Linked DNA regions of Homo sapiens: all the other regions are linked to region 3. The links are chromatin loops, found by intact Hi-C in ENCODE. Cell type or tissue: Calu3. All regions are shown on one strand.

Region 1 (8,000 bases), 200 kb after region 3:
AGAAAACTAGATACAATTAAAAAGAGGAAACAACATTTCTAAAATAAAATTACAATAAATGAAATTAAATAATCAGTGGATATAGTTAACAGTGAATTAAGCATAGCTGAAAACTTAATGATATGTCAGATGATGTCTCTATACTTTAGTATGGGGAAGGAAAAAAAGGATGCAAAAAGAAAAAAAAAGAAAAGCAGAAAAGAGTGTAAGAAACACCTAGTGGCTAAGAATTTTCTTAAACTGATCTTTAAAAATCCATAGATTTGGTCGGGCGCGGTGGCTCACACCTCTAATCTCAGCACTTTGGGAGGCTGAGGCGGGTGGATCACGAGGTCAGAAGACAGAGACCATCTTGGGTAACACGGTGAAACCCAGTTTCTACTAAAAATACAAAAAATTAGCCAGGCATGGTGGCGGGCACCTGTAGTCCCAGTTACTAGGGAGGCTGAGGAAGGAGAATGGCGTGAACCCAGGATGAGGAGCTTGCAGTGAGCCGAGATGGCGCCACTGCACTCCAGCCTGGGTGACAGAGCAAGAGTCTGTCTCAAAAAAAAAAAAAAAAAAAAAAAAAAAAAAAAAAATCCACAGATTTAAGAAGTGCTACCGAGCTAAGAAAGAGATATGAAGATATGACTGTAAAATCAGAGATTCATAGAATCCAATATTTTATCCATTATTCAAATTTTAGAACTAATTCCAAAATGCAGGCAATGGACATGCTTCTGTGAAGCAGAAAGTCATCTGAGACATGAAATGCAGGCTTCAGGTTCATCATCCCCACAGCGGAAATTACTTTTTGAAACCTAGACTAGATGAGGTTTGTAAGAAGGTAAGTGGGATGTCACTTCCCCTCACTTAGTGGATAATGATTAGCTTATCAATATCCCAATTTTATACTGAAGCTTGTGGGAGTTGAACCCACTAAGCTATAGATTCTAGGTTTATTTACTTCCTAAAATCATTAGTCAGAAATACTCTGTTTAGAACCTTCCATAGATAAGGACCCTGGTCACAAATTTCATAAGTCTACTAACCCTTAGGTTCACTTGAATTTATGTTGTCAAAGGAGTAGAATGAACCATCTTGTTTGTTTCCTGTGGGTGCTTCCTTCCAGTAAGAGTAGCAAATATATGACACAGGCCATTAAGACATAAGTGATCACTAGAATTTGTTTTACAAAGGGGAGGAGAAATTTCCCCTACAAAACATGTAAATTGTTATTTATAATCCTTCATGGGTATACTGATATTCTTTTGTAAGTTGAGTTACAATTTATCAACTGTTACACATAATTATTGAAACTTTTATATGTTGGAGGCATTCTATTGGGTATGTAATCTTCATAAGGCCAAACTCACTTCAGTTGGTTTCTACAGACATTATAGCAATTCAAGACTTAATCTTAGCGTCCAAAATATTTTCTTATCCTGAGGTTATGGTATGCACAACTCAGATTTTCAGGCGAAATAACTTAAAACTCTGTTACCAGGTTTCTATGACAAATAGATTAGTATTTTTCACACTATATGTCAGTTAAGATTACAGCAATATATTTCATCATTTCCCAACAGAAGCAAATTTTTCCATATTAGCAATGACGGGAGTGTGAACAGAGACTTTTTTTCAGCTAATCCTATATTCTATCTGGTTTGTGGACATATCTATATTCCAGATAGCATTGTATAGGTTTTTCATGGACACCAGCTTCTGTGTCATCATAATTATGTAACACTGTCCATCTATCCCCCAAGAAATTACACTGAGTGGTTCCCTTTTCCTTCATTTCTATCCTCTTGCACAACAAGTTCCAGGATATAGGTAATAGCATAAAATAAAAAGAAGATGCAAATCATTCCAACTTGAGGTGTTTGAGTCATTGGAAAACAATGAAAGCCATAGTATTCGTGATGACTTACCAAAACCTAAGGTTACCAAAGTTTCCCCGTAGGTATATGTCTTTGACTTGGCTCTGTAAGGCCCTTTACCAGAAAGCTTTCCAAAAAAAATCAAATTTCATTGTGATTTGAATATCTAATAGTTATCCCTGGGGGAGGTTAGGACTACTCCCAGAATAGTTCAGAAGTGAAAATACAATCATTATTGATCATTCTATTCTATTAAAATGGTGTTATCTTTCTATTGTGAGAGCCGCTTCTAATTCCCTTTAGTTTAAAAAGTTTTCCCTTCAAAAAGCCTCTAGTAATATTTTTTAGCCTCATTTAGTATAGCATGACTAACTCCTAACGTCTTCACTAAACTCTTGCTATCTCCTGGGCAGCTGCTGAACAAGTTACCTCATATTCTGTTTCATTGTACATTTAAACAACCGTACAATTTAGGAAAATGATCTGAACATCCAAACATTGGATATCTAACAACTGTCAATGGTTTTTTTTCTACCTCCAAATATAGCTTCAGCTGGGTATACTAAAAGGCTTCCCATAAAAGTTTTTTTTTTTTTTTGTCTGCTTCTGGAGGGAAAATATCTATCCTGTCAGATCTCACAATCACATCCATGCCTAACATCTTTGAAGTTATTCAGGTTCCATTTCGATTTTATTTAGATGAAATCCATGAAATTCACTTTTAACTTAATCAAACGATCATACAAATTGGGACATACTCAACAGGCAGCCACAGTTTGCTTTATATCACACCCAGGCAGCTGTTTGAATCATATATTGTCTTGATTTATGATCTCAAGGATGACAGAAGATCAACTCCACAGCATCTTTCACTTTATCCCATTGACTTGACCTTGAGTCATCAGAGTGTGCTACATACCGTCTTTTCCTCAGATTCACCAGGTAGAATTTCTACTGAAGATCAGTAGAAATCCAATCTCCTTTCTCCAGAGGTAACCAGTTTAGGATTTCTCTCAGCACTGGCTATTACTCAGTACCAGATCTAAGAAAGAGCACTGAGTTTATTCTCTTGCTCTGCAAGGCTAATATGGGGAATTATGTAACTACATCCTTCCTTGGGATTAGATTAACTTGTGACTGTCTTTGCCATCTACATGTCTTCTCCCCTTTTTCCACATTTATTACCTGTTTTGACCCAGACTTTTTCCCCATAATTGGAGTTTCTATTTCAGCATAGGTGCTACATATCTGGTAAAATAACAAAAACAAACAACAACAACAAAAAAGAAATAACAAAACAGGCAGTGTTATTTGGCAATGGAGCTGCCTTGATGCTTCAAGGCAGTAAAGATACTGCTCACCTACAAAATGCCTTTAGGAATACGAACAAGCAACTTCGAAGTAATCAATATTGTGTCTTGAGTATTGATTTCAGCTTTTCTGATAAAGGTAAGTTTAACCTTGAGCATAGAACACTGTACCAAACAAAAAATTGTTATATGTGTAGGATGCACAGTTTAGGAATTAGATCTCCATTTGTCACTTTCTGTTCAAAACACGCTTCCATTGTGAAACAAAGATTTTAATTATTCATTCTAATTTTCAATGAGGCTTCTGCTCTGAGATTGTTAAGTAAAATTTGTGTAATATTGTTTCCCTGTTTTTTTTCTATTTTCTACTTTCAAAACAGTGAAATGCATACTGTACCGTGATTCAGAGAAAAATATCCAGATGGGCTAAATTGATAGCTAATTCTTTATTTGAAATATTTACTTGTTTTCATGGTGTTGCTCCAGACAACATGAGTGAACTCTACAGGAAAATAGAGTTTGATCCCAATTAATACTCACATATCATATTTTCTGCCTACTGATAGAGGTCTATAGTCATCCATTAATACAATCTGGTTTGACCAACACCCAGTAAGACTCTAGCCATGTTTTACTTTTGGCTTTTAACAGCAGCTTCCTCAGGCATTTTTGGAGTAAAAATACTAAGAGGTATTCACTGAGCATCCCATTTCAATATATACCACAGATGCTGGTCTGCAATGTTGCAGTTGCAGATATTTCTAATGTCAACTAAACAATTGAATCATAAAGTTTTATGTAGACTGTGCCACTAATCTCCACCAGTCTTTTAATGATTATTTTTCTTTAGGACCTCTCTTAAATTCAGATATTTTTTCTATTGATTTTGTGAACAGGGCTTGGAAGGATTCTTAAATAAAAAATATTATCTTTTCAAAACCTGGAAAATGGGTAGTCTCTGAGCTTCATGTTGATTGGCAGAATCTGTGCAAGAGAACAATGTAATTCTCACAATTTGAAGAATACGTCTGGTTGATCCAGTCCACTTAATTCTGAGAAAGTCCACAGACTGGATCGGGTCTTGGATTTTAGCTGGATTCATTGACTGGGCTATATTTGTCATATGGACAACTACAGTCCTTAACTCTTCCTGAGCTGAGCAGACCCTGTCATAAATGGGTTTCTGTTCCACATGAATGAAAATTGTGCTTGACTGTCCTCCTGCATTAGAATGGAAGATAAGTTATTATCCAGGTTTTCAAGGGCATGCCAGTTCCCCTTCACCTATTGTTGCTTCATAGGCTCTACTGCATCAAATACAACAGAAGCAATCAGAGGAACCGTATTGTTTAATCTTTAATAGTCTATCAAATCCCAGGAAACATGTTCCTTGTGCATTGGCCAGAAGGAGTTATTTATATGGGAAGTTAGTGAAACCCCTGTTTCACCCATTCCCTTAAACGGAGCAGTGATCTCTTGTTATTCTCTTGAAATTCTGTTGTGCTTAATATTTACTTCTTTAGAGGGCACTGGTAATTTTCACCTAACATGTCTAGTTAAAACTGGAAGACAAGTTTATGTAATCATCCCATGACATGAATTGGTCAATTGAATTTGAGTAAATTCTCTGCACACTACCCCAGAGCAGAGGTGCCTTCCCCTTTATGTCTGTTATGAGAATGGACATGTCTCATAAATAGAGCTTCTTTTCTCTGGTTCCCTGAATGTGAAGACCCAGAGCGCCACCTGGCATGGAGTCATAGCTCATCTACAGCCTACCTATAATTTGAGCAACACGTATAGCTTTCTGTTGAAAGCTACTGAGGTATTGGGGCCATTTGTTGCTATAATGGTATTGATTAATACACTATCTTATGATAAATCTCAACAAATAGAGATAACAAAGGCAAACATTTCCTGGAAACTAATAGTTTCCCTGGATTATTCTAAATATATTGATTGCATTGATGAACCACATGTCTTATCTTCCTTGGTATGGTGATGCTAAGTTTTCTATTACTGCTATAACAGATTACCACAAATTTCGCGACTTAAGAAAACTCTGCAAATTTATTATTTCACAGTTCTGTAGATTGGAAGTCCAACAGAGATCTCACTGGGCTAAGATAAAGATAACAGCAGGTGGCGTTACTTTCTGAAGACTAGGAAAAAATCTATTTCATTGTGTTTTTCCAGCTTCTAGAGGTGGTGATTTACTTGTCTCATGGCTTTGTTCCTCCATCTTCAAAATCAGCAAAGTGGGGCTCAATACTCATGCTGCTATCTCTCTGGTTCTTGGACTCTCTCTCCAGCTTTTATATTCTAATTTCAAGAGCTTTTATGATCACATTATACCTATAAGGATAAATCAGGATAATCTCAATGTTTTTTACTTAGTCACACCTGCAACACGCTTTTTCCATGTAAGCTAACACATTCACAGGTTCCAGAGAGTAGGAAGTGGACATATTTGAAGGGTCACTATTCTACCTATTACAATACCATTGTCTCACGTTTTCTCCTTCATTGGAGCAAAATGGTTATTAATATATGGTCCCCAATTCATCTGGAGTATCAGTAATATGTGTGAATAGAAATACCTTGAAATTTGACCTCCTATACAAAATGTTCTCCATCTTTGTCATAACTTCTAAAAGATCTAATGAGTTAATCTAGTTCATTCTCTGCTTGGCTGACCCATGATGACTCACCTTTGTTTGATTTTGCATTTTAAACATCTTTTAATAATGAATTTCCTTTAACTGTTCCAATCCAAATTTTAAAGCTTTAGGGATATAAAACTTCATTTTCTCATAAAAATCTCATTCTTTTCATGAGTCTACAATAAATATAAATATTACTTTTAGTGCTAACTAAACACTGATGTGTTAATGTTTTATGTAGCTATATATATTAGATATCCTTTCTAAATATCCATCATTCTCTGTTACTGAAAGACTTTGTATTGCTTCTGCGGCCTGAGCCCCAATGATAACAAACCCCAGTGGATTCTTCTGCATTTTACTGAGCCAGTGTCTTTGACATTGATGGCTTACTGGTCAGCACAGGGAAACGACTGACAGGCTTATACACTTGTGGAACCTGATGAATACAGCATATGCCACAAAAGTCAATGCTGTTAATAAAGTTGGCATTATGCAGTAATGCGCAAATCTATGTATCGCAACATAGGATTAAACATTTTAGATTGAGACAGAGGCTGCTGATACTGATGGAATCGGCTTGAGAAACTCGTCAAAATTAGAAGGATTAGATACTAATTACTGGAAGAAAATGAAAAAGATCCATCATAATCACTTGCTGGTACTCTTATTTTAACTATACTGTCTTTCTCCCTCAATTCTAATCCTTATTTATTTACAACATAAATGTATGCTTTTATATACCCTAAGACTTATCTAATTACTTGTAAATAAAAGTCTGTCTTTTCCTCAGTGCCTTTTTGGGAAACCAATTGGTGTATATTGCATTAGCTGACCTCTCACATATTGAGTCTTAAATCAATTATAGTTATTATCATTACTGTCTCATCTTCTTCTATTTCTTCTAGGATATTATTATATTAATTTGACTGCTTATTTTCATGTTAATGCTATAATCATCTAAATGCTTTTCCTCCTCCCTATAAATACCTTATGGTTTCTTTAATGAAAATGAGAACAACAACAACAACAAAAAAAAAAAAAAAAAAGGGAAAGAAAGACTTCTACTTCTGTCCGTTAAGTATTAGCTGTTAGGAAATTTGCCATTTTGCCACAAACAACTGGGAAAAACAAACAAAAACTCAAGCAAGAGTTTTCAGACATTGACCAACAGGCAGTGCAGGGCTATAAACCCTGACAAAAAGAAAGGGAGCCCTATTATTTTACCAGATTTCTTCCCAGCTTCATTTTCCAAGGGATAGCTCAGGACTGGAGAATCGCAACAGCTTGGGAATCAGAATTTGAGAGGCTGATGAAGAATTCCTGACAAAAGGTTTGGAAAGGAGGAAGCTACATAAAGAGAAAGAAAAAGAGCTATGGAGACTTATATTGAATCTTTGGATGGTGAAAGGTGCAAATGTGAGAGGACAGGAAAGAACTGGTGGAAACAAAGGCCAAATAATCCACATCAGGCTGGAAGTTCACTTCTCAGCAGCAAGGTTGGAGAGTTCTATGTCGCACAGAGATTGGGCATAAAGACTTGCTCTTGAGGTGAGGCCAAATAGTCCTAAAGATGGCTCTGGGCCTGCGATAAAAAAAGCCTAACAGTGGGGCTCCAAAGAGGAAAATTGATCCTCAAATTGCATAACAGTGTGCCAGATCAAAATTCAAAAGTATTTTAATAAAATTCAAAAAAATGCAGGACTCAGCAACCAAAATCCACAATATGAGATGTCCAGTCAAAAGTTATACCTTAGTAAACTTAACAAAAAAAGTACTACCCTGTCAAATAGGTAGAAATATATAACCTATTTTATCAGTAGAGAACTCAGTCAATAGAATCAGATGAAAGACTAACAGATACTTTAACAAATAGATAATTTTCTTAAAATGGCTATTATAGGTTTTAAATGTTCAAGAAGGTAGAAGAATTCTTGGACATGGTGAACAGAAAAATGAATAACTTATTAGTTTCCTGTGGCTCCTATGACAAATTACCACAAACTTGGTGGCTTAATACAACAGAAATGTATTCTCTCGCAGCTCCAGTGGGCAGAGTCTGAAGTCAGTTTCACTGAGCCAAATTCAAGGTGGGGCTACACTCCCATAAGAGGTTAGAGGATAATCTGTTCCTTGTCCTTTCCCATATCTGAAGACTCCTG
Region 2 (8,000 bases), 1.2 Mb after region 3:
GGAGCTTGCAGTGAGCCAAGATTGTGCCACTGCACTCCAGCCTGAGCAACAGAGTGAGACTCTGTCAAAAAAACAAACAAACAAAACCCCCAAAACTATAAAATCCTTAGAAAATTTAGGCAACGCCATTCAGGATATAGGCACAGGTAAAGATTTTGTCATGAAAATGTCAAAAGCAATTGCAGCAAAAGCAAAAATTGACAAATGGGATCTAATTAAACTAAAGATCTGCACATCAAAAAAAAAAATAAAACAAAAATCCTATCATCAGCGCAAACAGAAAACCTACATAATGGGAGAAAATTTTGCAATCTATTTATCTGACAAAGGTCTAATGTCCTGAATCTTCAAGGAAATTAAACAAATTTACAAGAAAAAAAAAAGACCCCATTAAAAAGTGGGCAAAAGGTATGAACAGAAACTTCTCAAAAGAAGACATTTATGTGGCCAACAAACATGAAAAAAAGCTCAAGATCCCTGATGATTAAAGAAATGCAAATCAAAACCAAAATGAGATACCACCAGTGGTTTCCAGTGCCCTCACAAAAAGGTCAAACAACCTAAACATATACTTTATCACTTAGCAGGAAAATTTTGAGAGTTAAAAGTGTTGCCAGTAAGTAATTATCTGGGGACAAGAGGTGCTATCAATAATTATGATAGGACTGTTCTGGTCAACCAAGACAACATATAATCCTTCTTCTTAGAGATGCTTTAAAATCCAGTGCCTACTTGCCTCTCCCAGCATCAAACCCAAACCACAATGTGCTAATTTACTAACGTAGTGCATGTACTAGCCAGCCATAATGTACTACTATAATTCCCAAAATGTATTTTTTTTTAAATTTTGGCTATTTAGTACTTCACTTCTCTCTAATGATAGCCAACTCCTAATCATCTTTCAGTTCCTTAGATATCACTTCCTCCAGGAAACCCCTGCTTTTACTACTGTTGGCATTCTACCCTTTAGTACACTGACTACACTGTGCTGTAACCAAAGTTTGTTTCTATGCATGTTACCACCTGTGACCCCTGTTGGATTCCTTGAGAGCAGACTGTGGTAGCCACCGTTTTATCCTCCACTCCTGAAAAAAGAGGTCCCATAGAGTAAGCATTTCATCAGTGTTTGTTGAGCAAATAAACAAATCTATTTTCTTCTTGTCACTTCTCTTTGTGTTCTTCATTATTAAATGGGTAAAATAAGAATTGTGCCTATTTAATAGGATTTTTGTGGAATTTTTTTAGTACAATATACAAAAAATGCTTAGTGATTATCTGACAAAAAGACCATCTCAGTAAATTTTAGCAGTTATTATTCCTCGTGCTTAGATCAAATATATAACATGATATTTTTGCAAATTATTTTCGTGATCATTTTCAGTCAGATCTATTTTATCTCACAAATTTTGTGCTTCTGTTTTAGATAATTCTCTCACCATTTGACTTGTAATTAGTGTAAAATAATCTGTCTTTCCCAGTAAGTTTTGAGTTCTTTGATAACAGACTCTCATCTCATTCACTGTGGATTTCCAGTGACAGACACAACACAGGCATTGAATCAAACATCAGTGGAATATCTTATGTTTAAAGAAAATTGAAGACTGAAGACATAGAATTGTGGGGTTCCTCATTGCAAGATAAAGTTGACAATGACTTTTTTTAAACTCCTGGTAAATAGATCATATTTACTTTGAAAGATTTTTTGTTGTTGTTGTTGTTTGTTTGTTTGCTTGCTTGCTTGTTTTAAATAGTGGGAAAGTCCTAAGGCATTCAAAAGTAAAATAGTATTTTAGATTGTTGACATACTCTAGAAAGACTTTTCCTTCAATTTCTAATGCAGGCAACTAGCCATATACCTCATTTGAATTATTATTTCCAAATAATTCAGATGACAGTAGATTTGGAGGAATCTAAGAGCCCTTAAAAAACATCATTCCAAATTCTTTAATTTTAGAAATGAGGAATTACACATATAGAGAAGCTAAGTAACTTTGAAATTCTAATTGGCAATAAAAAATCTGGGGAAATGCAATCACTAGCTATTTATCCCAATAGTTAATGTCCTCAAAATCATCAGTAATTTAGATGAAACTGTCAGTTCAATGTATTCTAGATGCAGTATAGGTTTAATGGAAAGTCTGCTTGAATTATATCCCATTTTATTGATGTTTCACTAATAAGTGTTCCAATGGACATAACAAATTCACCCTCAAACTTGAAATTTTTCCCTTGTTAAAATACTCCAGTTTAATTATGTTTAATTTAAAGTTGGAGTTTTAGGACTGCTGCTCATGGCTAGACATTGATTTTACCTGCATTAAGGAAATTCGATTACCTTGAATCATTTATATATATTTGTAAATCACGAACGGTGCTTTTCTGATGTTTGGGACTAATTATTTCCATGAATACAAACGTCAGCAATATGAAAAGCAAGTTGTGGAATGAAACAAACAAGTGGCACCAGAAAATATTGCCTGCATAATCCATTGTGTTCTTTATAACCAAATGCCATTTGAAACCGTGCACTGATGCAGATGGCAAGATAGAATTTAGACTTTATGTAGTAGATAATATAATTTTATTTTGCTTCATTTTATTTCTGAATACTATATCTGAATAAACAAGCACATTAGTAAATGTGTGACAACATCTACCTTATTTATGTTTTTGTTTAGCCAGTGAACCATAGGCAGTAAGTGATTGTCCTTAACTTTTGTTTTTTGGTTAGAGGAGAATAACATAAGTAGTAACACGTGAATTGTTACAGGGTGAGTTATGCTTTGCAAAATACATTCTTAATCAGATAATTTGGTAATTATAACACAGACTCCAAAGTGTTGCAAAAATAAACTATCACTTTAAAAAGAGCTTAATGCAATGCTGGGTACTTACTCATGAACTGATAATTTAACAAAATTTACCAATGGAAAGCAAGCTTTATTATTGTTAGTAAATAGTATGCTCTATGAAAGAGAAGCTGAAAAGTGCTCACTTTATCTCAATACATTATTTCCCTTAAAAACGATACATAAGGAAAAAACTCTTTGTTAAACACTGAAACAACTGGAACCAAAACAAGTTTTATGAAATTAAGTGGACAGAATTGTTCCCTAATGCTTTAGTTGGGAGTTGTTTTTTTTTTTGGTTTGTTTGTTATTGTTTGTTTTGTTTTGTTGTTTTGAGACGGGGTCTTGCTCTGTCCCCAGGCTGGAGTTCAGTGGCACGATCTTGGCTCACTGCAACCTCCGCCTCTGGGATTCAAGCAATTCCCCTGCCTCGGCCTCCCAAGTTGCTGGGACTACAGGTGCACGCCACCACGCCTGGCTAATTTTTTGTATTTTAGTAGAGATGGGGTTTCATCATGTTGGCCAGGATGGTCTTGATCTCCTGACCTCATGATCTGCCCACCTCAGCCTTCCAAAGTGCTGGGATTACAGGCATGAGCCACGGCACCGGGACTAGTTTTTTTTTTTTGTTTTTTGTTTTTGTTTTTAATAAGAATAGTTGGTTGGCACTCGTAAAGGTCTCTATTGGTATTGTTGTTATTAAACGAAACACAGATAAACTGTTTAATTTTAAGATTTGTTAAAATATTTTTGTAGTACTTCCCTAGTTGCTATAGGAGCTGAAAGATAGAATATTTGTTGTGGAATTTGCAAACTAGTTGAGGCAATAAAATAGTGCACATAAAATGGCAATTACAGCAAAAGAAAACTATGACATTAAGTGCCTTAATTGTGCTGGTAATTATCAAAAGGCAATGATAATCAGCCACAATGTCCAACTGGCATTCTGTCAGCCAGCACTCTCCTGCAGAAACAGAGGGGTATGGTAGGTTCTCACTTGATGCCAATTCAACCTAGGCTAGAAATGACACCAAGAAATGGGCGGGGAAATAGTTGCAGAAGTGATGAGACTAGCTCTGCTTCTTGATGCCTTGCCACCCTTTCCAGAATTCAAAAGCACGTTAACCATCATATGGAAGAACACCTTAATTTAGTTCAAACCATGAGGGAAAAGAGTGAGGCATTAGTGAAAAATATCATCTCATGTAAATGTAGATATCTTGCTTACTTACTTAAAGAGGTTGTGCTTCCTATACTCACAGTTCCTCAAAGCATAATTGTAACGAGACTGGTGGTTTAAAATTTGCCAGTTTCTTTGTAATTGCATGGACTTTGCTGAGTCTCTAGGTATGATGAGCACAGTAATTTGAAACTGTAACCTGAGATTAAGGCAAATGATGCTTTCTAATAGAAAAAGCTGAAACTAGTGTGATGAGCAGTAATGTCTTTAAAATTAAATTTTGTATTGGGTAAGTAAATAAATAAATAAAAGAATGAAAAATAGGAATATCTCAATATGTTTATTATTCCTTAAGTTTTTGGATAGTGTAATATTAGTGTTGAAATAATTATTTCATATACGATCAAATATGTGTGTATATAGAAACACAAATATTGACATACATACTTACATATAGGTAGATGAGATGGATATATAGATAATTATATTGGGTAGAAAGATTAAAAAATAGCTTCATGTGGGGCATTATCCCCAAAATAAGTATCTAGGTAATGTACTTGTGAAATCAGTGTGGTCTGTGATTACCATCTAGTGGCAGTGTCCTTGAATTGCAAATACTCAGTGCCAGTAGGAAACCCAAAGGGGATTATTTGGCCCATTCAACCCATTTTCTTGATGTAATGAATTATTATGAAACATCAGCAACCACACACCTACTATACAATATATAATAGAGTTATATATTGTAAACACATTTTCACAAAATGGATGATTTCTACATGAAAGTTATTTAAATAAGGCTAATTGAAAAACATTTTAATTGAGTTTTGATAGCAAAATCAAAATTAGGCTTGAGAGGAAAACAATTGAAAAAAATTGAGAGGAAAACAATATGTTTAAGTTGAATTTGATTACAGATAGTATAGTTTACAAATAATAGAGTTTAGGAACTAAAAGTCCTGTGTATACTTTGACAATGGAGTTGGTCAATATTAAAATGTGTACATTTGGCTAAATAAAAATAGGCAGTGTTTGTGTTGAGATTTGAAGTTCAGACTAAACAGCACTGTAAGGGTAAAACATTTTTTAGCATGATAGAATGAGGACATAAAAATGTGACCATATAGCTATATTGGTTATGTTGTTATGGGAGAAGATAAATTAGGAATTGTTTGCAATAATTTATAAGGTATGAGCACTGGTATTTCAGTAATTGTTGAGAAAATGCAAAGAAAGGGAAGAATATGTAAGCTTTGTCAAGAAAGAGGTAAAAATACTTGTCAAATTTGGCAGCGGAAACTTAAAAACTGAAGGTGTCTTTAAGGTTTTCAGTATGAAGATCTCAGAAACGATGGCGGTATTTTAAAAAGTATTTGAAAAATTAAAATTAAATATTACAGACCTTTGTTATAGGGTATCAATCTCATAAAAGATGTACCCATTTCTAAGGAATTTTTCTATAGTATGTCATTCAATCCTTCCAACTCTTCCTCCATTTTTAACCTGGGAGGCAAGGCAGGAATCAGGTTCAAATATATTACATCATTTTCCCAAGACTTTATTGCTAATATGTGGCTTCATTTGACCTCCAGACCCATCTACTCTAAAATTCATGATATTTTCCTTCTCTATGAAACTGATTGTTTGTTGTTTGGCATCTTGACAGATTTTTTTTTATAATTTATTTTTTTCGAGGTGGAGTTTTGCTCTTGTTGCCCAGGCTGGAGTGCAATGGCACAGTCTTGGCTCACCACAACCTCTGCCTCCTGGGTTAAAGTGATTCTCCTGCCTCAGTCTCCCGAGTAGCTGGGATTACAGGCATGTGTCACCATGCCTGGCTAATTTTGTATTTTTAGTAGAGACGGTGTTTCTCCATGTTGGTCAGGCAGGTCTCGAACTAACGACCTCAGGTGATCTGCCCACCTCAACCTCCCAAAGTGCTAGGATTACAGGCATGAGCCACTGCACCCGGCCAACAGAATTTTTTTAACTAAGTTAATGTGAAGATTCTACAATATATTTATCTATCAATTAAAAATTATGTGAGACCTTATATTACTAGAATTCAGAAATTGTGAAGTTTACTAGGTTGTTTGCTATATATAATGAAAGATGTTTGTACTAAAAATATACCTAAAAAAATCAAAATAAGAGAATACCAAAATACATTTATATATGATAGTCCTTTTTTTAAAACTGCGTCAATGTAATAACTGAAAGGTAGTTTGCTCAAGTTTGCAGTGCATTGTGACAGTGTAAGTCTTTTCTATCATTAAAGATTCAGTATGAACACATTGATGCAACCTGTCTGATACTGAAAGAAGGGGCACATGGCAGTCTGAGTGCAGAGAGAACACAGTGGTCTCCTTCAATCCTCACATTATCACTGTTTCTGATTGTTTATGTTTATTCATAGGTAATAATGTCTTTTATCTCAATTATAATTTTAATTTGGAGCTAAGATAGGTAAACTCCAAAACATATTTTTAATAATATTGTGTATTCTATAATTATTAAGGGTGTTTCCTTTCATTTTCAAAAGTGTCTTAGTTTGCATGATAAATTATATTGTCACCTTAGACCAGGGGTTCTTGGACAGAGACATGACAATCTGGTAAAATTTATGAACCCTTTTGAGAATAATGTTTTGTGATTACAAAGAGAAGAAAACAGAATAGAGTTATCAAACTATTTTAAAAAGTCAATTTGTGAAGCAGTAGTCATTGTGCTCCTTTGCCAACTCATTAAATAACAAGATCTAGGGATAGTTAATAACTATCTTAATTTAAAGAAGACATGAACTAAACAATGTTTCTATACAGCTGTATCAACTGTAATGTGAGATCACAATATTTACAATTTCTATTGATGAAGAAGTCCCAGGTACTACTAATTCTACTGTAGCTTATGGTCTGCATTTAGTCTAAATAAAATGTTAATTTTCAGTTCTCTAAAAGTTATGATTTATTCTTTTCTTAATCCAAATGTGCATATTCAGCTAATTAAGAACCCCTAGATACACTACATTGGTGCTTTATATGTTTTCTCCAACACTAGAATTTGAGCTTTTTAATCACACACATTATATTCATCTTTGCGCCTTTGGTAACAAATGTAAAGGATAAAACATCTGAAAAGTTTGATAAATGGATAAATAGATACCACAAACAATAAAATCAGTTAAAAAGCAAGGATCTGCAAAATTTTTCAGGAAAAATTCCATAATAGCAAATTTAGTATAGAAAAGTCTCCAAATGAAAGCCTGAACTAGTGGTGTGAGATGTAATAACATGGACACAAAGATGAACTTTACATAGACTGGGACTTGTGCTAGAGTCCACTTTTTTGGGAGAGATATGACCTTTTAGTGTCCTGAGCGACTTAAAAGCTGACAGAGGCCAATCCGGACCACACAGTCTTTGAAATGACATCTTGGTAATCTACAGTATTATTAGATCCAGGATATTAAAAGCTAGGTCAAAGGACAGTTCTGACAAAGAAAAGACTCTCATCCTTTTGTTCCATAATCCCTTCCTATTTCCAGTCCCATTCTTACATGCAGAAGTACACTCTGAAGAGCATAGGCAGTGTTATCAGAGAAGCTACTGCGATGTTTGTTCTTTGCCTGGAAGTCTTTGTTCCATAATCTCTTCCTATTTCCAGTCCCATTCTTACATGCAGAAGTTCCCTCTGAAGTGCACAGGCAATTTTATCAGAAAAGTTACCATAATGTTTGTTCTTTACTTGGAAATCTTTGTTCCGGAGATCTCATCACATAGTTTTTCCTTTCTGAGCTCTCAGCAGTAAGTTCTATGCCTTGTTGTTTTGGCATCTCCATCAAGTCTCCCATCAATGGATTGAAAATATAAACTAGGTGAAAAATGCATTCTTTGTTTTCCCACTACCTACTCAGAGGTCTACCTGGTGTTTGTAGAGCAGGGAAAGAATATGTACATATGCCATGTATTTCA
Region 3 (8,000 bases):
GTTGATTCCATGTCTTTGTTATTGTGAATAGTGTAACAATGAACATATAAGTTAATGTGTCTTTTTGGTAGAATGATTTGTTTTCCCTTGGGTATGCATCCACTAATGAGATTGCTGGGTCAAATGGCAACACTATCTTAAATTCTTTGAAAAATCTCCATACTGCTTTCCACGGTGGCTGAACTAATTTACATCCCCACTATGAGCGTATAAGGATTTCCTTTCCTCCACAGCCTCATCAGCATCTGTTGTTTTCTGAGTTTTTAATAATAGCCATTCTAACTGGTGTGAGATGGTATCCTCTTCAAGTTTGGATTTGCATTTCTCTAATGATCAATGATGCTGAGCATTATTTATATGTTTGTTGGCTGCTTGTATGTCTTCTTTTGGAGAGTGTCTGTTCATGTTCTTTGCCCATTCTTTTAAATGAGGTTATTCTTTTTTTTATTGTTGATTTGTTTAAGTTCCCTGTGGATTCTGGATATTGGACCTTTGTCAGATGCACAGTTGGTGAATATTTTCTCCCATTCTGTAGGTTGTCTGTTTACTTTGTTGATGGTTTATTTTGCTGTGTAGAAGCTCTTTTGTTTAATTAGGTCCAATTTGTCTGATTTTGTTTTCATTGTGTTGCTTTTGAGGACATAGGCAAAAATTCTTTGCCAAGGCCAGTGTTGAAAAGAGTATTTCCTAAGTTGTCTTCTAGAATTTTTATAGGTTGAAGTCTTACATTTAAATTGGATCCATTTTGAGTTAGTTTTTGTATATAGTGAAAGATAGGGTTCCAGCTTCAGTCTTCTGAATATGGCTAGCCTGTTATCCCAGAATCATTTATTGAGTAGGTAGTCCGTTTCCATTGCTTGTTTTGGTCAGCCTTGACAAAAATCAGATAGTTGTAGGTGTGTGGCTTTATTTCTGAGTTTTCTAATCTGTATCATTGGTCCATGTCTCTGTTTTTGTACCAGTACCATGTTGTTTGGGTTACTGTAGCTTTATAGTGTAGTTTAAAGTAGGGTAGTGTGATACCTCTGGTTTTGATCATTTTGCTTAGGGTTGCTTTGGCTATTTGGCTATTTTTTTTGTTTCAATTGACTTTGAGAATAGTTTTGCCTAATTCTGTGAAAAATTACATTGGTAGGTTGATAGGAATAGTGTTGAATCTTCAGATTGCTCTGGGCAGTATGGCCATTTTTACAATATTGATTCTTCCACTCCATGAGCATAAAATATTTTTCCATTTATTTGTGTGGTCTCTAATTTCTTTTAGCAGTGTTTTCTAGTTCTTCTTGTACAGATCTTTCACCTCCTTGATTAGCTGTACTCCTAGGTATTTCATTTTCCTTGTGGCTATTGTAAGTGGGATTTTTTCACTCTCCTGAACATTGTTGTTGTAAAGAAATGCTAATGAATTTTGTACGTTGATTTTGTATTTGGAAACTTTACTAAAGTCAGTTATTAGTTCTAGTTCTAGAAGACTTCTGGCAGGGTCTTTAAGATTTTCTAGGTATTGAAACAAATCAGTGAAGAGAGATTAATTTATTCTTTTCCTATTTGGATTTTTTAAAATTTGTTTCTCTTGCCTGATTGCTCTGACTAGGTATTCCAGTACTATTAATAGGAGTGGTGTGAGTGGGCATGCATGTCTTGTTTCAGTTCTCAAAGGGAGTAGTTAGAGCTTTTGCCCATTCCGTAGATGTTGGCTGTGGGTTTGTCATAGATGGTTCTTATTATTTGAGGTATGTTCCTTCAGTGCCTAGTCTGATGAGAGCCTTTATCATGAAGGAAATTTATTTTTATTGAAATCGTTTTCTGCATCTATTGAGATAATCATATGGTTTTTACTTGTAATTCTGTTTATGTGATGTACCACATTTACTGATTTGTCTATGATGAAATAGGCTTGCATACCAGGAATAAAGCCTACTTGATTGTAGCGAATTCACTTTTTGATGTGCTGCTGAACTTGGTTTGCTAATATTTTATTGAAGATTTTCGTGTCTATTGTGTATATATTTATCAAAGATACGGGCCTGAAGTTTTCTTTGTTCATTGTGTCTCTGCCAGATTTTGGTACAGGCTGATGCTGGCTCATAGAATGATTTAGGGAGGAGCCCATCCTCCCCGATATTTTGGAAGAGTTTCAGTAGGATTGGTATCAATTATTTGTATGTCTGGTAGAATTCAGCTGTGAATCCATCTGGTCCAGAGCTCTTGTGGTTGTTAAGATCTTTATTACTGATTCAATTTTAGAACTTAATATTGTTCTAGTCTGGGTTTCATTCTCTTCATGATTCAATCTTGGGAGATTTTGTGCTTTCAGGAATTTCTCTAGACTTTCTAATTTGTATGAATAGAGTCATTCATAGTAGTCTCTGAGGTTCTTTTGTATTTCTATGTGGTTGGTTGTAATACCACCTTTGTCATTTCCTATTGCGTTTATTTGGGTCTTGCCTTTCTTTTTCTTTGTTAATCTAGCTGTGGGGGGGGGGGTCTATAAATTTTATTTAGTCTTTTGAAGAACAAACACTTGCTTTCATTGATCTTCTGTATGAATTTTTACATTTTAATTTTATTCAACCTTTCTCTAATTTTAGTTATTTCTTTTCTTCTGCCAGCTTTGAGGTTGTTTTTTTTTTCTAGTTTCTTTAGGATAGAAACTAGAAAAAAGTTAGAATGTTAATTTGAGGTCTATCTAATTTCTTGGTGAAGGTGTTTATCACTATGAACTTTCCTTTTAATACTGCTTTAGCTGTATCCCAGATATTTTGATAAGTTATGCCCCTATTTTTATTAATTTCAAAGATTTTTTTGATTTCTGCCTTAATTTCAAAGTTTATCCAAGAGTTATTCAGGATAAGTTGTTTAATTTCTATATATCTGTGTAGTTTTAAGATATCTTCTTAATACTGATTTCCATTTTTATTGCACTATGGTCAAACATCTGCTTGGTATTATTTTGATTTTTTTGAATTATTGAAACTTGTTTATGATCTAGCATGTGGTCTTTCTTGGACTATGTTCTATATTTTATTCAGAAGAATGTATATTCTATGGTTATGGGGTGAAATATTTTGTAGATGTCTGTTGGGTCCATTGGTCAAGTGTTGAGTTAAATCCAGAGTTTCTTTGTAAGTTTTCTGCCACAATGATCTGTCTAACGCTGTCAGTGGATTTTTGAAGTTTCCCACCATTTTTGTGTGGTTGTCTGAGTCTTCATGTAGGTCAGGAAGAACTTGTTTTATGAATCTGGGTGCTCCAATGCTGGGTGTGCAGACATTTAGGATAGTTAGTTCTTGTTGGATTATACCCTTTATCATTATGTAATGTCCTTCTTTATGCTTCTTAATTGTAAAAAGTTTAAAGTCTGTTTTATCTAATATAAAACATAGCAATTCCTGCTTTTTAAAATTTTCTGTTTGCAGGGCAGATATTTATTCAACTTTTTATTTTGAGCCTGCGGATGTCATTATGTGTGAGATGGGTCTCTTAAAGACAGTACACTATTGATTCTCATCTTTTTATCCAGATTGCCATTTCATATGTGTTTTAAGTGGGGCGTTTAGCTCATTTACATTAAGGGTTAGTGTTGATATGTGATATTTTTACCTTGTCATCATGCTGTTATATGGTTGTTATGTAGACTTAATTGTGTAGTTGCTTTATAGTGTTTGTGGGATATGTGCTTAAGTGACTATTTGTGGTAGCAAGTGTCATTCTTTTGATTCCAAGTTTAGCACTCCCTTAAGGACCTCTCATAAGTGTGGTCTAGTTGAAATGAATTCCCTTAGCATTTGCTTGTCTGATAAGGATTTTATTTCCCTTCACTTTTGAAGCTTAGTTTAATGAGGTATTAAATTCTTAGTTGGCATGTGTTTTCTTTAAACATACTGAAAATAGGCCCCAATCACTTCTAGCTTGTAAAGTTTCTGCTGAGAGATCTATTGGCAGCCTGATGGGGGTCCCTGTGTATGTGACCTGACCTTTGTCTTTAGGTGACCTTAAGATTTTTTCTTTTGTGTTGAACATGGTCAATCTGACAATTATGTGTCTTGGGGAGGGTCATCTTTTATAGTATATATCCGGGGTTCTCTATATTTGTTGAATTTGCAATCTACCTCTCTAGTGAGATTAGGGAAAATTTCATCAACTATAAACTCAGATATATTTTCCAAGTTGCTTATTCTCTCTCCTTTTCTCTCAGGGATGCACACGAGTCATAGATTTGGCCTCTTTAAATAATGACATGTTTCTTGGAGGTTTTGTTCATTTTATAAAATTCTTTTTCTTTATTTTTGTCTGAGTTAATTTGAAGAACCAGTTTTGAGCTCTGAAATTATTTCTTCAGCTTGATGCATTCTGCTCTTAATACTTCTGTTTGCATTATGAAATTCTTGTATTGAATTTTCAACTCAAGAAATTCAGTTTAGGCCTTTCTTAAAATTACTATTTTGTCTTTCAGCTCTTGAATCATTTTACTGGATTGCTCGGCTTCCTAGGATTTGGTTTCCACTTCCTCCCAAATCTTGATGAGCTTCCTTGCTATCCAGATTCTGAATTCCATATCTGTCATTTCCGCCATTTCAGATTGGTTAAGAACCATTGCTGAAGTCCTACTAAGCTTGTTTGGATGTAAGGGGACATTCTGGCTTTTTGAATTGCCAGAATTCTTACACCGATTATTTCTCATTTGGGAGGGTTGGTGTTGCTTTAACTGTAGGTAAATTGAGTATAGTCAGTTTATTTTACTTCTGAAAGTTTTTATAATGCTCTGTACAGGGTCTTTGTTGTTGAATTCTTGCCCTCGGCTTCCCAAGAGAGAGAAGCAGCTGCTTTTTGCTGTTGTAGTTTGGACTGTGATCCAGTAGATAGCGCTTGTGAGCAATGAGTAGTAGATAGGCTCTTACTCTGTTGCACGAGCCTTTTGTGCATCTTCTGGTTTGCAGCTGTGCTCTGTATTGTGAGCAGGAGAGATGTGACTTTCTCACCGGCTACACTCCTGGGTCACTTCCGATCACTGGCACTGTGTCTGACTTTTTGTTGTTGTTGTTGTTGTTGTTAGGCGTTTCAGAGTGGGGGCTCCCTTAGGTAGAGGTTTTTCAGGGAGACAGGTCACACTCTTACTAGACCAGCCCTGTGGAGGGAGGCACAACCAGGTCCCACAACAGCCTGCAACCTGTGGAACTCACCTCTCTTAGTTTTATGGGGGTGTGGCCTCCTTCCTCCCTCAAGTGCTGGGCAGCGATCCCAACTTAGTATTCCTGAATCACGAGCCAGAGCTCTTAGGCACCAGGACCTGCTCTCAGCTCCCTGCTCCAGATACTTAGGGTTGAGTTCTGGATGTGCTGGAGGATCTGAAAGGCTCCTGGTCTGCTAGGTTGCACTCAGATGGAGCAAAGCATCAGTACCGGGTAGTGGGGGCTGCATTGTGTACATGTTCTTGCAGAGTGGCCAAGCAGGAGCCTGGGAGAGGCTGGCAGGTAAGTAGGCCTATAGGACAGATGTACCCCAACCCTGCAGGGAAGCCAGCCCTGTTTCTTCCAGTTCATCTATTAGCTGGTGCCAAAGTCGCTCAGAGGAAGATGGGGAGCCCTGGGGGATGGCACTTATGGCTGGGTTCCATAGAAGCTGTCCTATGCACAAAGATCACTCCATACCTGCTGAAGCCTTATCTCCACCTAATCTCTGGAACCAGGATACCAGAGGTCTATGGAGAGAGTGGGCAGTCCCCCAGTTCCTTCACTCACCCCTTCTCCAGGACCCATTCAGGGCCAGTAGCCAGCCCTTCCATTTGGGTACCCGACAGGGGTTCCCAGCTTCCTTCCTCTTCAGGCTTGGTGTGTGCATCCTTTTTCCATCCACATTCAGCATTTTCTCTCTGAAAATGTGTTAAAATTATGTTGGTTTAGTCAAAATTCCGGTCCCTCTCCGTGGGAGTGGCACTTCCTGGTTGCATCTAGTCATCCATCTTTCAGAAAACCCTCTTTCATTACTTTTATTTTTTTCTTTTATTTTCTTTCTCCTTTTCTCTCTTCTTTCTTTCTCTTTCCCTTATCTATCATCTATCTTTCTCTCTTTCTCTCTCTTTCTTCCTCCTTCCTTCCTTTCTTCCTCCTACCCTTTATTTTAGTTCCGTGAAACCTCACTCTTCCTTTATTTTTTTTTTTAGGATTTTGAGTCATAGAAAAGTTTTTCAGTCTTCTGTTCTACAGAGGAATTCACCAAAGTTTCCTTTTGATATTATATGGAGTCATTTTATTTTATTATATCAGATACATCTGAATTTTATACTTGGAAGATGTTTGGTGTAATCGAGTTGCCACTGAGTGGCTGTTTGTTTATTATAATGTCTTGGACCTTCATCAAACTCTTTGATCCATACAACTTAATAATTTTGGAATTTCGTAGAAACAGCTGCTTTAAAATATTTTGTGAAAAGAAGTACATGTTGCCACTGTGACTTTCCTAATCATGGGCCTATTGTGCAGTACTGGGGTTGCTGACGATAGAGGGTGACTTACCATCACTGGATAACTGTCTCCTCTGTAATGAATGATCTCAGGTGGAAATTGACGTAAGGTACAACATCTGAGCACTTTGAGCCAAAATACCTCTTCCGTCAAACTGCTTGTCTCGAATCTTTTAATCTATACCAGTGACCAATCAATCATTTACTATTTACCACTGACCAAGAGTCTATATCTTTATTTCAGACCATCCCTCTATATACAATGTAAATGCCGAAGTGCACTACTTATAAATCTGTGTACAGGAAGGATTTGTTCCTTCATTATTTTTCTTTACAGTCACCCCTAAGTGCCACTTAATGCAGCTCCAGTATTTTTTGGTCCCATTAACACATTAAGCTGAACCACCTGCGAACCTGGTCCCAGTTTTCTTTCTCTTTCTTCAACTCATCATAAAGAAAGTTTATGAAGCTATTAGATGCTAAATTTAGAGAGGAGTCAGTGTTAAAGTGAGAAGTGGCATAGGATTCTAGCCACCTATTTGCATAAATTAATTCTGTCCTCTGGACTTACTTGGTGTGATCCCAAAATGTTATTTTCATAGTGTGATAGATTGATGCTGTACCTGTCTCACCTTGTGATATGGTGTATCTGAGAGATCTGAGCTTATGAGAACAGGTGCAGTCACCTAACCTTGTGGTTTATGCTACAAAGAAGAGCCTTGTTCCAAAGCACTGGGGGTATGTATTGTGAATTGCATAAATGGGCTTGCCCTTTACACAGAGCTGTTATGCATCTCAAGACAAGTTCATTACATATGATACATCCACTCCCTGAAATAACACTGTTTGCAACAAAGCTTTTCACCTTCTTGGTAAGAAACATATTTAAAGAAGTATGCTTCTAGATAGACTAGAGAAGTTTTCCTGAATTATCCTATCCAGAATGTTTTCCAGATATTTTAATTTTTCTTCTTTTTCTCCCTCAGGAATGCCTGTTACTATGCATCTAACAAAGGACTAAAATCCAGAATCTACAAGGAACTAAACTCAACAAGAAAAAATAATCTCATTAACAAGTGGGGAAAAGATAGGAACAGACATTTCTCAAAAGAAGATATACAAGAGGACAAGAAACATAAAATAAAATGCTCAATATCACTAACCGTCAGTGAAATGCAAGTTAAAACCACAATGAGATGCCACATCACACCGGTCGGAATGGCCATTATTAAAAAGTCAAAAAACCACAGATGTCGACAAAGATGCAGAGAAAAGGGAGCACTTATACACCGTTGGTGCGAATATGAATTAGTACAACCTCTATGGACAACAGTATAGAGATTTCTCAAAGAAGTAAAAATAGAACCACCATTAGGCCCAGCAATCCCACTACTGGGTATCTACCCAAAGAAAGAGAAATTGTTATATATATATATCTGCACTCATATGTTTATCACTGCACTAGTCGCAGTAACAAAGTCATGGAATGAACCTAAGTTTCCATCAAAAGATGATTGGATAAAGAAAATGTGGAATA

The links. Peaks named below come from ENCODE experiments on the same cell type or tissue, not always from the same donor. Only the 100,000 strongest peaks of a DNase experiment are listed, where the experiment ranks them.
Region 1: a loop joins it to region 3, with 18 times the contacts of the local background. A loop is called at or near these places in 5 of 110 quality-filtered maps.
Region 2: a loop joins it to region 3, with 8 times the contacts of the local background. A loop is called at or near these places in 11 of 110 quality-filtered maps.

Annotation. Positions count from the first base shown.
Region 1 is chr4:171,181,994-171,189,993 of GRCh38, forward strand. MIR6082 (microRNA 6082) reads left to right here and starts at 4,191; the gene lies at 4,191-4,299. In Calu3, no CTCF peak of the experiment used is centred here; a DNase peak (open chromatin) is centred at 4,918.
Region 2 is chr4:172,198,043-172,206,042 of GRCh38, forward strand. All of the region lies in intron 2 of GALNTL6 (polypeptide N-acetylgalactosaminyltransferase like 6), which reads left to right. Among named protein-coding and RNA genes, the nearest start is that of GALNTL6, 390 kb to the left of the region's middle. In Calu3, no CTCF peak of the experiment used is centred here; no DNase peak of the experiment used is centred here.
Region 3 is chr4:170,986,288-170,994,287 of GRCh38, forward strand. It overlaps LOC124900869 (a long non-coding RNA gene), which reads left to right. Exons shown (of 2, transcript XR_007058486.1): 2 at 7,450-8,000. Among named protein-coding and RNA genes, the nearest start is that of LINC02431, 50 kb to the right of the region's middle. In Calu3, no CTCF peak of the experiment used is centred here; a DNase peak (open chromatin) is centred at 4,874.